Regions from separate parts of the Homo sapiens genome. Here region 1 is linked to region 2. A link is an interaction called in ENCODE POLR2A ChIA-PET data of the cell type or tissue named here. Cell type or tissue: A673. All regions are shown on one strand. Each heading gives the region's core, and the rest is flanking DNA. Links, peaks and the distances in the headings are about the cores only.

Evidence for each region. Peaks named below come from ENCODE experiments on the same cell type or tissue, not always from the same donor. Only the 100,000 strongest peaks of a DNase experiment are listed, where the experiment ranks them.
Region 1: POLR2A ChIA-PET joins it to region 2 with 10 read pairs; 6 of 35 experiments call an interaction of 5 or more read pairs at or near these places.

The regions. Positions count from the first base shown.
Region 1 is chr17:7,647,078-7,655,335 of GRCh38, reverse strand. It overlaps ATP1B2 (ATPase Na+/K+ transporting subunit beta 2), which reads right to left and starts at 4,410. Exons shown (of 7, transcript NM_001678.5): 1 at 3,706-4,410; 2 at 1,834-1,962; 3 at 1,391-1,495; 4 at 1,079-1,284; 5 at 652-708. The coding sequence starts at 3,817. RefSeq lists enhancers at 1-140, 3,840-4,482, 4,757-5,257, 5,258-5,758 and silencers at 4,351-4,500, 7,247-7,456. In A673, for the core only: no CTCF peak of the experiment used is centred there; DNase peaks (open chromatin) are centred at 105 and 4,535; H3K4me3 peaks cover 1,513 bases; H3K27me3 peaks cover 1,429 bases.
Region 2 is chr17:7,399,854-7,408,169 of GRCh38, reverse strand. It overlaps TMEM256 (transmembrane protein 256), which reads left to right and starts at 4,073. Exons shown (of 4, transcript NM_152766.5): 1 at 4,073-4,170; 2 at 4,481-4,512; 3 at 4,780-4,860; 4 at 4,961-5,195. The coding sequence starts at 4,086. The coding sequence ends at 5,104. It overlaps NLGN2 (neuroligin 2), which reads right to left and starts at 325. Exons shown (of 7, transcript NM_020795.4): 1 at 1-325. It overlaps TMEM256-PLSCR3 (TMEM256-PLSCR3 readthrough (NMD candidate)), which reads left to right and starts at 4,039. Exons shown (of 10, transcript NR_037719.1): 1 at 4,039-4,170; 2 at 4,481-4,512. RefSeq lists a silencer at 3,265-3,594 and an enhancer at 4,085-4,264. In A673, for the core only: no CTCF peak of the experiment used is centred there; DNase peaks (open chromatin) are centred at 3,009, 3,799 and 4,569; H3K4me3 peaks cover 3,180 bases; H3K27ac peaks cover 3,326 bases.

The DNA.
Region 1 (8,258 bases), core at 1-8,000, 250 kb before region 2:
CCTGTCATCATTCTAGGAACTCCTGAAGGCTGCTAATGGCACGAAAGCCTCCTACTCCACTCCTACCCCAAGTTCTTACCCCATCCTCAGGAATCAGTTTCTGGAGCAGAGCCAAGAAAGAAGAGATACATGATTAAGGGTTGAATAGGAAGCAAGGAAGGGGATGTGGAGGGAGCAGCCAGTTTCTAGAAAGGACAGACCGGGGGGGAAGCGGGGAACAGGGTCCCAAGGACAACGAACTGGTGGCAGATGGTGCTAACAGATCAGCAGCTACCAGACACCTAGAAGGAACTGACGGGTGGGGGCCATATGGGAGGGAGAGCGAACGATACGGACAATCTGGGAATGAAGGAGAAGGTGGAAGCGTTAGGGAGAGAAGCCAGAGGCCAGGGCGTTGGTGGAGGAGGGCGTGTGTCTGGCCCCTAGGAGAGCAGGCCTCTGCATCCCAGAGAGAAGCAAGAGGAGTGCGGGGCCCTCGGAGTTCAAGCTACAGTGGAGCCCAAAAGCCCACTCTTACCCCCTTGTTTCTATGGTGATGGGGCCTCTAGGAGCAAAGAAGATAGGGAGAGACAGGTGAATTACACAGAAACCATGAAGGACACTCAGGTGAGCCACTCAGGTGAGCAGGCAGACAAGGCCCAACGAACTCACCTTCCCAGCACAGGTAACATTCATGCTCTGGTTTGCTCCTGCATAGAAGTTGATGACCTGGAGTGAGGGTGGAAGGTGAAGAGAGTCAGAGGAAGAAGTTGTCGAAGATGGGCATCCAGACCAAGCTAAGCCGGGGACTGTAGTCCCAACTACTAGGGAGGTTGAGGCGGGAGGATAGCTTAATTCCAGGAGTTCAAGGCCAGCCTGGGCAACATAGCAAGACCCTGTCTAAAAAAAAAACAAAAGGCATCCAGCCTTCTAACTGCAGAGCTTAGCCTCCAAGAGTCCCACCTCTCTTTTTCTCTCAGCTACACAAACATCCAAGTCTTTCTCATGCCCATTAGCCCCAGTGAAAGGATGCAATTGTCTGCAGGTGGTGTCCCCAGATCCTTCCTCCATTCACCCTGGGGACCAAGGTCATAGATACCCGGTTCATCTTGATGAAGACACAGGGCTGCCCAGTGCTGTAACCATAGTGGGTGGAGTCCCCAATGCCGGAGCAGTTGCCCAGCTGGGTCCGGTTGAATTGGCAGGCACGTTTGGGGTAGTTGAGGACTCCATTATCTGGCTGTTCGTAATAGCGTCCAGGGCGGCAGACATCATTCTTTTGGGCTTGGATAGAGTCGTTGTAAGCTAAAGAGGTGGGAGGGAGAGACTCAGGGGCCAGATGTTCCACTTCCAAGGTCCCCAGTCCCCTGCCCGAAGTCTTGAACTGACACATAACCAGGCCCACACTCACGCTCCAAGAACTTGTTGAGCTTCTGAACATGCTGGTCCCAGCTTTCAGTGTCACTGACATTGACAATGACATCAAGGTTCTCAGTCTTGGGGCGAATCATCAAGCCTACAGCCAACAAAGGCAGAAGTTGGGGGTATCTATAAGATGAGGGACTGCACACAGAGGGAAGAAAATGGACACAGGGAACACCAGAGTGGGGACAGCGGTGAATATCTGAGATCGTCTTCATGGGAGGGTGATCTCCTGTGGCTATCTGCCACATGCCCAAATCACACAGCTCCCAACTGCAGTAAATGGGAAGGTGGACAGATTTCAAGAACTTCCAAGCACGTGGGGATTGGGTCATCAAAATCAAACTCCTGGAAGGAACTATGAGTTCCTTCTGGAGGTTTGGGGGCACAAGAGCAGTTAGAGTAGCTGGCAGGGGGAGCCTCCACACTCACCCGGTGTGGCCAGTCGGTCCTGGTACTTGGGGGTATGGTCGGAGACAGTCTGCAGCATCACCCACATGGTGAGGGTGAACATGGCGGTGAGGAACCCATAAAAAACGAGGTAGAAGAGGAGGATAAAGGCTAGGGAGGAGGAAACAGGGTCAGCAGGGCCCAAGGTTCCCACCATAACCTCAACTATCCCCACACACCCCTCTACCCACTCTGAAGTTCTGCACTGGGACTGATCACAGAGCCACAGGGATGTCTTAGAGCCTTCCTCTGGAGGCAAAATGAGACAAACTGGAAACAGGCAGTTGTGTCTGGCTTCTAGCCATGACTCCCAGCCCCCTCCTGGTCCTAGGGCACAGTGAAGCCCGACCTTGTGGAGGTCTGTTATTTTGCCTCCAATTACATTTCCAACTTCTCAACCATGCATAGTCCTGACAAGGCACACATCTGTTACCTCTGCATTCGTACTCATGCTTAAAGCTGTGCTAGCATGGTGCCTTTTAAAGCGGGTACTGGCCACCATTCACAAGCAAACCCTCATACCACCCCGCAGAGACTGGACCCTCAGATTTGAATAGCAACATCTCTCTCCTGGTGCCCTTCAGAAGCCAAACTTTGAACACAGTTCCTGAAATGAAAGACCTAACACTAGCCTAGCTACAAATCTCTCAGAGACGGCTTGTTAGAACCTTCAACAGTCACCCCACCCTCAGTTCACACCCAGCACCCTGGGCAGAGGCAGGGAGGAAAGGCAGAATCTCCCACAGCCTTCCCTTGGTGGGATCTCTCCATGGCTCCCCCGCCTGAAGTAAGGACCCAAGGGCCGGCTGTTCCCACCACCCTGGACTCCCAATCCTTCCATCTCAGAGGACACTTCTTCCATGAAGTCCTCTGGCTCTCCCAAGCATTGCTGGATTCTTCTCATCCCAGGGGCTGGAGTTTGAGTTCCCTGAGGGAATGGATTGCATGGGACCCACTTCGTGTAGGCCCCGAATGGGTGGACTGATGGGGACGGTGCCCAGTGTGGAAAGATTGTAAATCGTGTCACACAGTGTCCTCTGTCCCCTGTGTCTCAACGTCCCAGCTTGACCATCCCTCTTGGAAGAATTCCACCCCTCACCTGCACCTGTGCCGGTCACCAGACCCCCTCCACCCCCCCAACCCCCGACCACTACAGCTCCCTGAGTCCTGCCATGGTCAGCCTGGGGAGGCTTCCAAGTCATCCGACTGTCACAGACACCTGGCTGGCTGATGCACACAAATCACCACAGCGACCACTCCTCCCTCCGTCACCGACATGGGAGCAAAACCTGCAGCCTCGGTAAAACTCATACTATCAGCAGCCCCCCAACCCACAAAGCAGTCCCAGAAGGCTCCCAAGGCCAGGCGGTGGGATACAGACAACTTCCGCCGTGAAGAACCCCCCTAACACACCCCCCAAGACCCGCCCCCTCATGAACGTTCCCAGGGTCCAGGGGGTGGGCACGAGCTAAAAATAGACGGGGCTGCGGAGCTAGTGAGAGCCGGAGGGAGGGAAGGGGCGCTCTTTGGAGGTGGGGGACGCCCGTGTGGAGCGGACAGGCCCCGAGAGGGAGTGTGAGCGCCGGCGCGGACACGCAGGCGGAGCTGGCGACCCCCCGCCCGAGGGGGCTCCGCGGGGGGCGGGAAGGCGGCTGTGACCTACTTTCTCCGCCTCCGCACGGCCAGCCGGGGAGATTAGACTGGCGATTCGGCCCCCTCCCAGCCCAGAGCCCGGCAGGGAGGCTGGACGCCGGGGACCCGGGAGGGGAGCTGGGGCCGCGTCGGCGGGACCCTGCGCCCCCGAGGCGTCGCCCCGCGGCTTTCCCCCGCCCCTTGCGTGCCGGCCCTGCGTACCCCAGCTGGTCCCGGTGCGGCCCATAAACTGGTGCGTCCTCGGGTTCCACACGAACTCCTTCCACTCCTCAACCACCTGCCCGCAGCTCTTCTTCTCTTTCTGGATGACCATCTTGGTGGCGCGGGGCGAGTCCGGGCGCGGGGCGGGGGGTTGCGGAGAAGCGGGGGCGCCGCGCGCTGAAGCCCTCCACACACCCAAAAGCACGGGGAGCGAAGGCGGCGCGGGCAAAGGAGACCCCCCTCAGATATGCAGCTGCTGCAGATTCCGGGGTGCACGACCACGCGCTGCGGGGTGCTGGCAGCGCGGCGGAAGATGCACCGATCCTAGGCCCCCCAACTGCGATGAAAAGGGGTGCTGTCAGAGCAGGGGAGAATAACAAGAGGAAGGGGTATGAATGCAGCTTCACCCCCCACCAAACCGTCTAGAAACAAAACGAAATGGGGTGCAAAAACAGACGGCTACAAAAACCGAGCAGAACGCAGAAAAAAAGCGGGGTACAAAAAGGCAGAGAGAGGTGGGGGAGGGGGCCGCCCCGAAATCCAAGATGCAAAGAAGCTGTGGAACGAAGCTCAAGGCTCGCTCCGCCAAGCGGAGACCACTGCACCGGTGGTGGCTCAGCCGCGGGGGTGGGGCGGGGACGCGCAGCTGGGGGACAGCCAGGGATGGGGGGCCCCCCAGGCGGAGGCTCCGCTCCTCAGCAGTGCGAGGCCCGCGGTCGCCGAGCGCGGTCTTTATACTCTGCGGCTCTGGGGGTGCCCGCCCCCTTCCCACCCCCAGAAGCTCCGCCTCCTCGCCACTGGCCCAGGCGACCTCATACATATGTAAATATGGAGAGGTTGGGCCCGCCCCCCTGACTTCTCTTAGGGACCTAGCTGTCTCTCCATTACCCCCACCCCAGGTACTAGACTGGGACAGGGTGGGAGGAAGAGATAGAGGGCGTGTCCGGGCGGAGTAGAGGGAAAGATAACCCCAGAGAAACACAACGGCAGAGAGAGAAGCCGATATATGCTCAAAGGTGGGGGCCCCAGGCAGGGAGTTAGAAAGAGACTAAGATACAGATGCGGCGGAAGAGTCCGGGAGCAGATGGGGCAGAATGTCAGAGGAATAAAGAGCTAGAGATCAAGAAAGAGAGCGAAGAGACCAGCCGGGAGGCTGGCCGAGCCAGGAGGGAAGCTAGGACAGGCCCCGCAGAGATGGATAAAGGCCACCCCCAGAGGGACGTTCCCCTGTTGGGAGCCGCTACCAGTCCCCCAGACGCCTCCTTCTCCAATCTCACAGCCCCTGTCCACACCACCTGGCTCTGTCCACGTGCAGAGGCTTCCCCATCTTCCCATCACGTCTCCCTGAAGCCCTCTCAACACCACATTCCCAGTCCCCAGCACTGCCCTGAGATCCCAGCCCTGCAGCCAGGTCTACTTCGGTTCTCTGCCTCCTGGCACCCCCACCCCCACGTCGGAACTCACCTCCTTATGTGTCTACTTGGGTCAACAAACATTTATTGAGCACCTCTATAGACTGTGTGCTGTAGCCCTGGGGAGGCCAGAGAGGTTACACTGAAGCCACATCTCTCACGGGGCTCACAGTCTAGGGCGGGAGTACACTTGCTCTACATACCACATGTTAAGAATCATTATCTCAAGCCGGGCACGGTGGCTTATGCCTGTAATCCCAGCATTTTGGGAGGCCGAGGCGGGCAGATCACGAAGTCAGGAGTTCGAGACTAGCCTTGCCCACATGGTGAAACCCCGTCTCTACTTAAAAATGCAAAATTAGGCCAGGCGCGGTGGCTCACGCCAGTAATCCCAGCACTTTGGGAGGCCGAGGTGGGTGGATCACGAGGTCAGGAGATCGAGACCATCCTGGATAACACAGTGAAACCCCGTCCCTACTAAAAATACAAAAAAAAAAAATTAGCTGGGCGTCGTGGCGGGAGCTTGTAGTCCCAGCTACTTGGGAGGCTGAGGCAGGAGAATGGCATGAACCCGGGAGGCGGAGCTTGCAGTGAGCCGAGATCGCTCCACTGCACTCCAGCCTGGGCAACAGAGCTTCCGTCTCAATAAAAAAAAAAAAAAAAATTAGCTGGGCATGGTGGTGGGTGCCTGTAGTCCCAGCTACTCAGGAGGCTGAAGCAGGAGAATTGCTTGAACCCGGGAGGCGGAGCTTGCAGTGAGCTGAGATCACGCCATTGCACTCCAGCTTGGGCAATAGAGTGAGACTTCGTCTCAAAAAAAGAGAGAAAAAAAAAATCATTATCTCGGCCAGGCCCAGTGGCTCATGCCTGTAATCCCAGCTCTATAGGAGGCCGAGGCCAATGGATCACCTGAGCAAGGGAGTTCGAGACCAGAGGTCAGGAGTTCAAGACCAGCCTGGCCAACATGGTGAAACTGCGTCTCTACTAAAACTAAAAAAATTAGCCGGGTGCGGTGGTGGGAGCCTGTAATCCCAGCTACTCAGGAGGCTGAGGCAAGAGAATTGCTTGAACCTGGAAGGTGGAGGTTGCAGTGAGCCGAGATTGTGTCACTGCACTCCAGCCTGGACAAGAGCAAAACTCCATCTCAAAAAAATGGTATGCATTGAATGAATGAATGAATGAATGGGAGTTGGGGCTGGCCTCTGAAGGGTAGGTAGTCTTCCAGGACAAAGGAATGAAAGGCACAGAGGTGTGAAGTCAGGAGTAAGCACAGTCTACCCCAGGAGTGGCTGGCTTGGCTCCAGGAGAGAACTAGTCGGAGACTAGTGGGAAAGGAGGTTGGGGACACAGCATGGGTGTGGATTGCGGAGTACCCTGCAGGTTAGACTGAAGAATCAGGACTCTATCCTACAGGCTAATAAGAAGCCACTGAAGAACTTTCAGCTGAGGAGTGGCCTAATTAAAGCTGTATTTTGAGAAAATTAATCCCGAATCTGCTGCAGAATAGACTGAAGCATGGCCAGCTGCATAATTGTCAGGATCCAGTGCAAAATGGAAATGCAGGGACCCTTGTTCAAAACCTAGGGGAAAAAATGCCCTTAGAGGCACTAAAATATAAACTTTTTTTTTTTTTTTTTTTTTTTTTTTTTTTGGAGACAGAGTCTCACTGTGTCACCCAGGCTGGAGTGCAGTGGCATGATATCTGCTCACTGCAGCCTCTGCCTCCAGGGTTCAAGCGGTTCCTCCCTCAGTCTCCCGGGTAGCTGGGACTACCACCACGCCCGGCTAATTTCTGTATTTTTTTGTAGAGATGGGATTTCACCATGTTGGCCAGGCTAGTTTTGAGTTCCTGACCTCAAATGATCCACCTACCTTGGCCTCGCAAAGTGCTGGGATTACAGGTGTGAACAACCGCACCCAGCCTAAACTATTTTCCTTTCATCCATAGTTCTTTCAGCTTCTCATGGTTTTTTGTTTTAGAGACAGGGTCTTGCTATGTCACCCAGACTGGAGTGCAGTGACGCGATCTTGGCTCACTGCAACCTCCACTTCCCAGGTTCAAGCAATTCTTCTGTCTCAGCCTCTTGAGTAGCTGGGATTACAGGCACAGGCCACCATGCCCGGCTAATTTTTGTATTTTTACTAGAGACAGGGTTTTGCCGTGTTGGCCAGGCTGGTGTGGAACTCCTGGACTCCTGGACTCAAGGGATCCACCCACATCAGCCTCCCAAAGTGCTGAAATCACAAGTGTGAGCCACCGTACCCAGCATGTCCATGAACGACCTTCCAGTCTCAGCCTCCAGGTAGTTGGGGCTGCAGGCACACATCACCACACCTGGCTTTCTCATGGTGTTTTTTTCTTTGCTATTTAATGTTTACATGTTTTTTTTTTCTTTTTTTGAGACGGAGTCTCACTCTGTCGCCCAGGCTGGAGTGCAATGGCGCGATCTTGGCTCGCTGCAACTTCCACCTCCCGGGTTCAAGCGATTCTCCTGCCTCAGCCTCCTGAGTAGCTGGGATTACAGGCGTGCACAACCACGCCTGGCTAATTTTTGTATTTTTAGTAGAGATGGGATTTCACCATGTTGGTCAGTCTGGTCTGGAACTCCTGACCTCGTGATCCGCCCACCTCGGCCTCCCAAAATGCTGGGATTACAGGCGTGAGCCACCGCACCCGGTCTCTTTCTCTTTCTTTTTTAGAGATGGGGGGTCTCTTAAAAAACAAAGATGGAGGTCTCTGTGTTGACGAGGCTGGTCTCAAACTCCTGGCCTCAAGCAATCCTGCCATCTTGGCCTCCCAAAGTGCTAGGATTGCAGGTGTGAGCCCCGCCTAACATTTTTCTATCTTCAGCTTCCTGATAAGGAAGGAAGGACTGAAAGGAAAAGGAACTATGGGTTGCCTCAGCCTTCCCTTTCCTTCTATGTCATTGTTGCCAGCGTAAGTGGCCAAAACAGGGACATGACTAAGAAAAGATCTGGTAAGGTATGGTGATCATCCATGCCTCCTACAATGCCATTGCTTCCTTTCCACGTTCATAGCCAAGTTCTGCTTCCAGTGGAGAGTGTGGTCTCTCAGCTGTCAGCACTCCCACTTACTCTTTTTTTTTTTTTTTTTTTTTGAGATAGTCTCTTATTCTGTCA
Region 2 (8,316 bases), core at 31-8,030:
CGCCCCAGGAGGGAGGAGGGGCGGGGGGAAAGGAGGGAGGAGGGGGTTGGGGAGGGACCTGGGTTAGACTGGACAGAGAAGGGGTCTGTTCCTCTCCATGGAGGGGGCACGGGGTGGGGAAGGGGAAGGAAATGGGAGAAGGTGAAGGCAGGCCCGACCTGCGGGGGGTGGAGCGAGAGGGGCAGGGAGGCAGGATACAGACAGACGGACAGACAGAAAAATACAGAGGTGGAAGAGGGCAAGGGAAATTGGATGGGGCAGACAGAAAGGAATGGGGAAACAGAAGAGACAAGTGGTTAGTGACCTGGAATTCAGACCAAGTTGCCCCCTTCTCCCACCCACAGGCCCCCTGACACCTCCCCACTCCCACCCAGCAGCCCTTCTCCCCTCAGCAGACGCCTAGGTTGGGGGTGGGGCCCAGATGTGGTTCAAGTCCAGGACCCAGCCAGAGGAGAGGCGGGTCAGCTCTCCAGACCCAGCATGCTCCCTTCCAGCTGATGTATCCCTCCCAGGCAGGTTCTCCTCAGGGACTCAGGAGTCCCAGCTCCCACCTCCCTGGGAGGGAATGAGGTAGACAAGGAAGAGAAAACAAAAATACCAAGTCATTAATTAGCTGGAAGAGGCAGGTTTGTTTATATGTGTTAATTACTCCTGAGCTGTAATTTCATGGCGCTGAACCCCCACCCCAGGCCAGACTCAGGCCTTTCTTGGGACTGCACAAACCTAGCACCTTATCCCCACTTCAACACACCATTCGCTAAGGATTTGTGCTGCCTGCGACCCCTCTCTCCCCAGACTCTCTCCATTTCCTCCGTCAGAAGTTGGGGTACCTTGAGGCTGGGGTTAGAGTAGGGAGGGGACGCTGGAGGGGCAAATCCAGGGACAGATGCGTGATCCTGCAGCCGGTTGCCGGGTGACGGGATGCTGCCCCGCAATGTTACCTCGGCAACGGGCTGCAGCTTTAACCCTGGAGGGGGGTTCTGGAGGAAGACGGGAAGGGGCTGGCTTGGTTTGGTGGTCCATTCAGGGCATGAAGGGGAGGGCAAAGGCGTGAGTCAGAATGCAAGAGTTCCCCCCAACCTTAACATAGAGGAAGAAGTATATATGTTGAGAGGAGGGGGAGATTGGGGGCACCAAGAACGCTAAAAGCCCTGCCTGTTGGCCAATCAAAGCCTAGCCTTAGTGACCAGGCCTCTGGCTTGGGAGAGGGGGTGCTGAGGTGGGCTTGAAGAGACATCACAGGAGCCTACTGACTGCCCCCCTCCAGCAATTTCAAGCAACCTTGGACCCCACCACCTTTTCATCTTTGCAAGCCATTGTGACCCATGTCCTGGGGGCAACACTGAGCTTTCTTCTCTTCCCATCCCAACCCATCCATTCACCTACCCTTCCCCTTGCCACCCCCCCTACAGTTGCTGCTCTGATGCCTGGGTGCTCAGGGCAGCAGGGGCCAGCCAAGGGAGAAGATCAGACCGGAGGGGCAGACACCCAGGTCATTTCGGCAAGCCCCCCCCCCGCCCCCCCACCAGCCGCCAGAGCTGTTTGCTGACGCGGGGTTTTCAGAGCCAGGCGCCAGCCCGCGGGTGGCTCTCTGCAGGTGTCAATTTATTCCAGAGATGAGGACACAGGAATCCTTACCACACACACCCAGTCATGCCCCCTGCCTTTCAGCTTCTCTAAGGCTCCTCTATTCCTCCATCACCTGGAGGTGGCTCGGGGCTGATTCCCCCAGGATCTCCTTTTCCTGTGCCAGACTGGGCTCAGCTACCATGGCCTTGCTGCCCCCTCCCCCTCCCCACAACAAGATCTGCCTCAGTCACCCTCTCCTCTTGAGGGTACTCTGGGCCCCTGGCCTCCTCCCACCAGCTCCGCTCCCTCCTTCCCTCCCACTGGAGGCCCCCCCATCTCTCTCCTCTCCGTAGTGCTCCCTGGGAGCATCTTTTGTGGGCCTCTTCCAGCTTGCCCCAGCTCTTGCCTTCAGTCTCTCACCCTCGGTCTTTTTACATCTTTCTCTTCTGTATCTCTCTCCTTGGTGTTTCTCATTTCTTTCTCTCTCTCCAAATGCCTTCCCCAAATTTCCCCCTTAAGCCTTCTGTCTCTCTCTCCTGTCTTTCCCCATCACTGTCTCCCCCATTTTCTCTCCTCATCTCTGTCTGCCACATCTTGCTCCCTCCTCCTTCTCCCTATCCCTCTGCCTTCTCTCTCCATTCCTGCCCAGGCCTGACTCCCCCAGCCGGGGAGAGTTGAGGGACGGGGGCTCAGGCCGCAGGCCCCCCCTTCCTGCAGTGGTGAAAATGGCTTGGCTGGGAAGGGGAGAAGGAGGGGGAGGGGGAGATGGGAACACACGGGGTCTGTGGGCCCATTCAAAGGATCATTCATGGACTGGAGAGAGGCAGAGACAAAGAGACCAAGACGCAGAGACACGGCGAGAGCATCCCTAGGCGGAGACACGCAGACAGAGCAGGCTGGGGGAAACCAGGCGCAGGGAGGGAGATGGGGAGAGGGAGACCCCAGTGGACCGCCACGCAGCCCCCTCCACCGACCCGGCTTAGGTCCTACCTGGCTCAGCCCTGGGGCCGTGGTGCCTCCATCCAGGGCTCCGAGTGGGGGGCGAAAGGCCTTCGGGAGGGGGCGGCGGCCTCTGAGCCCCCGCGGCCCCGCAGGCCCAGCCCCCGCCCGCAGCGCCTCACCCGGCGGGGGAGGGGGATCGCCCCAGCCCCGGGGGGCGGGGCCGGGATCCAGTCGATCCCCGGGAAAAGGAGAGCTAGGGGATGGGATCAGGGGGAGCCCGAGAACAGGGAACCCCGCAGTAGGGACGATAGAGAAAGGAGGGGGCAACGGGACAGGACTAGATTGAGGATCCGCTGGTTCCGTGGGCCGGCTTCGAGGGACCAGAAGGCGGTCCAGGCGGAGGATCCTAAGGATCGGGTGCTGGAGGAGGAGTCCACGTTAATCCCCAGGGGCCCGGGGCCCGGGAGCGCAGGATCCGCGGTGCAGGGGCAGGGATCCAGCCGGAATCCTCGGGGAGGGGGAGGGATCTAGTCGATCCCGAGGGCGGGCGTGAGGGGGAGGTCCGGGGAGTCAGAGGAGGGCGGGAGCCGAGTCCAGAGCCCCGGGGCGGGGGTCAGCGCGGATCCTAGGAGGGAAGGCGGGGGTGAGGGGAGGCTTCGAGGGACGCTCAGCAGCCGGGAGGCCCGGACTCCTGGCTCCGCGCGCCAGGGCCGGCCCGCCCCGCGTCCATCCCAGCCCGAGAGTGATGATCCGCCGGCGGAGCAGCCGCAGCAGCCCCGCGCGTCACCGCGCGGCCGCCTCCCCCGCCCCCTGCCGAGAGAGCGGCGCACACCCCCCGCTCGCACCCCCCGCTCGCACCCGCCTGCCCGCCCGCCCTCCGGAGAATGGGGGGATTGGAGATGGTGGGAAGAGGCGGGAGCGGACAGACGGACAGATGGACGTAGCGGGCCAGGGCAGGGTGGAGACATTCCCCCGGATCTCCCACCCTCGGGGCTCTCGCGGTCTCGGAGGGCTGGCGGGGGGGAGAATATCTTAACTACAGGGGGCGGGGCATCATACAAAGAAGGCGGAGCCTTCAGACATGGGGGAGGGGCCATTTGTGCAGTGGGCGGGGTTTACTGGCAATAGGTGGGGCTTTGCTATCTTTCGGGCCGCCTCTTTTTGGTAGTGGGTTTGATTTGAAGCTGAACAGGAGGAGCCTGTGGAAAAAGGGGCGGAACTTTGAGAGAAGACCGGGATCTTTGGAAATTGGCCGGAGCATGGGGGTGGGGGGTTCGAAGAGGCGATCAACTTGGAAAGTGGGCCAATCCTTGACGCAAATCCCCCTAGTCCCGCCCTCAACCCCGCCCCCCCACTGCTTAGCTCCTCTGTTCCTAATTGGTGCTGGTTTCTCCGCCCGCCAGACGTCTTCGCCACTCTGCAGCGGTTTTACAAAGGCGGGTGAAGAGCGCAATGCTGAAATGAACACGGCCCGGATTGGGCGCCTGTGAACCTTATTTGCATGGGCGGTCGGGATTGGCTGGCCTCTTGGGTGGCCTGGGCGGCGTTGGTCCGGTGCGTCCTGTTCTACAGCTATGGCCGGGCCAGCTGCAGCTTTCCGCCGCTTGGGCGCCTTGTCCGGAGCTGCGGCCTTAGGCTTCGCTTCCTACGGGGCGCACGGTCAGGGGGCTGGGGACGAAGATGGGACTGTACTTGGGGCGTCCTCTGGGGTCTGCTGCAAGGGCGTAACCTATGGGAGGTGCCCGGCCTCTCGTTTATCAGACAGTCCGCGGAGCCCTAAACCTTTTAAAGTCCCCCAGCTGGGTCCAATTGGTTCCCAGTACTGCCCGAGCGTGTTCCCACCAATCGGAAGCTTCCTGGGGCGGGGGGGGGGGTGCCCTTTCTCGCCAATGTCCACCTGGGTCCCCCCGGATTGGGGGCGGTCAGGGCTGGCACTAGGACCGCTAACCTTTGCTTCTTTTCTCCACAGGCGCCCAATTCCCAGATGCCTACGGGAAGGAGGTGAAGTAACTGCGCTGGGGCTCCCTGACTCGTGGGTCTACGAAGGCACAAAGTCTGGGGTCCCTGGGGGAAGTGGGCGGGGAGAGGGTGGGGCGAGCCGCGGATCTCTGGAGCAGCAAAGGCCAAAGGCTCTGTAAGCCAAAGGCCTGGGATCAAGCTGGGACTTCAAGGGTGGGGTGGGGGAAGGAACTTTGGTCCCTTGTGTCATCAGGGGATCTCAGTACCTGTATTGCCTACGACATCCCTTCGTTTCTGTTTTTCTTACAGCTGTTTGACAAGGCCAACAAACACCACTTCTTACACAGCCTGGCCCTGTTAGGGGTGCCCCATTGCAGAAAGCCACTCTGGGTAATCTTTCCCTGCGCCTAACCCTGACCAAGCCCCACACACTCCCTCTCAGCCTGCCCTGTTCTTAACAATCCTGTTTTCTGTGCTGTGTCTCCTTCAGGCTGGGTTATTGCTAGCTTCCGGAACGACCTTATTCTGCACCAGCTTTTACTACCAGGCTCTGAGTGGAGACCCCAGCATCCAGACTTTGGCCCCTGCGGGAGGGACCCTGCTACTCTTGGGCTGGCTTGCCTTGGCTCTTTGAGCTCCCTTTTGCTTAATTACTGGGTTTTCTGGGCAGTTTTTTTTTTAAAGAGTTGGAGTAAGAAGAGGATTAAAAAGGAAAGGCAAATAAACTTTGGAGTCTTTGTTCATCTAACCTCTTGGAGGACGAAGGGTGGGGATTCAACCTCTGAACTCCCTCCATTTCCTAAGACTTAATCAGTGAGCCTTAGGTCTGGGGATTCTGGTCACTTTAAGTTAACTTATTATAATGTTCTTACCCTGGTGGGCATCAAAGTCATAAAGAATGCTTGAAATAACACAGATTCCTACTGAAGCACTCTTTCGGGCCTGAGAATCTGTATTTTAATAAGCTCATCTTGTGGTTCTGATGCATACTAGGTTTTTAATTTTATTATTATTATTATTATTATTTTGAGATGGAGTCTTGCTCTGTCGCCCAGGCTGGAATACAGTGGCGCGACCTCGGCTCACTGCAACCTCTGCCTCCCAGGTTCAAGCGATTCTCCTGCCTCGGCCTCCTGAATAGCTGGGATTACAGGCGCCTGCCACCATGCCCAACTAATTTTTTGTATTTTTAGTAGACACGGGGTTGTGCCATGTTGGCAAGGCTGGTTTTGAACTCCCGACCTCAGGTGATCCGCCTGCCTTGGCCTCCCAAAGTGCTGTGATTACAGGTATGAGCCACCACGCCCGGCCTGTTTTTATTTTTATTTTTATTTTTTTGAGACAGAGTTTCACTCTGTTGCCCAGGCTGGAGTGCAGTGGTGCGATTTTGGTTCACTGCAACCTCCACCTCCTGAGTTCAAGTGATTCTCCTGCCTCAGCCTCCCAAGTAGCTGAGATTATAGGTGCATGCCACCATGCCTGGCTAATTTTTGTATTTTTAGTAGAGATGGGGTTTCACCATATTGGCGAAGCTGGTCTTGAACTCCTGACCTCAAGCAATTCACCCGCCTCAGCCTCCCAAAGTACTGGGATTTTAAAAAATTACTATAGGGTCATGGTTTTCAGCCCTGTTGTTATCAGCACCCACTTACTCTAGAAGTGAGGATTAAGGCAAGGCAGGATAGGAGTGTCATTAGTTACAAAATACTTTGGGGTTCAAAGCAGGGACAGATCATGTATTGGGGATCAGAAAATGTGTCACAATGCTTGAGATGATCCTTAAAGGAGCTCTATTGTATGGAAGAAACAATGAACAAAGAACAAGATGGAGAGGGGAGGGGTTTGGAGAAGCAGGAGTCTTCAATGTGGGCTGAGTTTGAGTTAGGTAGGAAAGGAGTGAGAAAAGGTGGCAGGACAGGCTGGAGTGGCAGTCACAGCATGTAGAGAACTGGAAGATATTTAGTGGGGACAGTATTTATTTATTGTGACGCAGTCTTGCCCTGTTACCCAGGCAGGAGTGCAGTGGCACGATCTCAGCTCACTGCAACCTCCGCCTCCCGGGTTCAAGTGATTCTCCTGCCTCAGCCTCCCGAGTAGCTGGGATTACAGGCGCCCGCAACCGCGCCCGGCTAATTTTTGTATTTTTAGTAGAGACGGGGTTTTGCCATGTTGGCCAGGCTGGTCTCAAACTCCCGACCTCAAGTGATCCACCTGCCTCAGCCTTCCAAAGTGCTGGCATTACAGGTGTGAGCCACTGCTCCTGGCAGGCACAGTATTTATTAAACCAGTGTTGATCATGCGTCAGACACGTTACAAGGAAGATCAACCCTGAGGGAGACAGATATCCCCTCCCTCAAGGAGTTTCCCATCTAGTAGTGGAAATGGACCTGAAATAACTAAACATTTATAAAATTTGCAAAACATGTATCATTACAAATTGTGCTGCATGCTGAAAGGAAAGGAACAGAGAGGACCCTGTGCGATGGCTCAAGCCTGTGATCCCAACATTTTGGAAGGCGGACGTGGGAACATTGCTCGAGCCCAGGAGTTCGAGACCAGCCTGGATAACACAGGGAGACCCCTGTCTTTACAAAAATAAAAAAATAGCGAGGCGTGGTGGCTCACGCCTGTAATCCTAGCACTTTGGGAGGCCGAGGTGGGCGGATCACAAGGTCAGGAGATCGACACTATCCTGGCTAACACGGTGAAACCCCGTCTCTCCTGAAAATACAAAAAAAAATTAGCTGGGCGTGGTGCCGGGCGCCTGTAGTCCCAGCTACTCGGGAGGCTGAGGCAGGAGAATGGCATGAGGCTGAGGCAGGAGAATGGCATGAACCCAGGAGGCGGAGCTTGCAGTGAGCCGAGATAGTGCCACTGCACTCCAGCCTGGGCGACAGAGCGAGACTCCGTCTCAAAAAATAAATAAATGAATAAATAAAAATAAAAATAAAAATAAATAGCCATGGCCAGGTGCGGTGGCTCATGCCTGTAATCCCAGCACTTTGGGAGGCTGAGGCGGGTGGATCACGAGGTCAGGAGATCGAGACCATCCTGGCTAACACAGTGAAACCCCTGTCTCTACTAAAAATACAAAAAAATTAGCCGGGCATGGTGGTGGGAACCTGTGGTCCCAGCTACTCGGGAGGCTGAGGCAGGAGAATGGCGTGAACCCGGGAGGCGGAGCTTGCAGTGAGCCGCGATGGCGCCACTGCACTCCAGCCTGGGCGACAGAGCCAGACTCCGTCTCAAAAAAAAAAAAAAAAAAAAATAGCCAGGTGTAGTGGCTTGTGCCTGTAGCCTGCAGGCCCAGCTACTCGGGAGGCTGAGTTTGGAGGAACACATGTCTGGTTCCTGACTCATCTTTTTTTTTTTTTTTTTTTTTTTTGAGTCAGAGTTTCGCTGGTTGCCCAGGCTGGAGTGCAATGGTGCGATCTCGGCTCACTACAATGTCCGCCTCCTGGGTTCGAGCAATTTTCCTGAATCAGCCTCCCAAGTAGCTGGAATTACAGGCATGCGCCACCATGCCCGGCAAATTTTGTATTTTTAGTAGAGACAGGGTTTCTTCATGCTGGTCAGGCTAATCTCAAACTCGCGACCTCAGGTGATCCGCCCGCCTCGGCCTCCCAAAGTGCTGGGATTACAGACATGAGCCACTGTGCCTGGCCTCTGACTCATCTTTAAAATGAAGAAATATTGTGATCTACGAGTGTACCTCAAATTATGCCATCTCCCTGGATATACATGCTTCATTGGCTCCCCTTTGCCCTCAGAAGACAGTACAACATCTCCGCACAAGGCCCTCCACCATTTGGCCCTGTCATCCTTCTCACAATCCTCAGGCCAGCC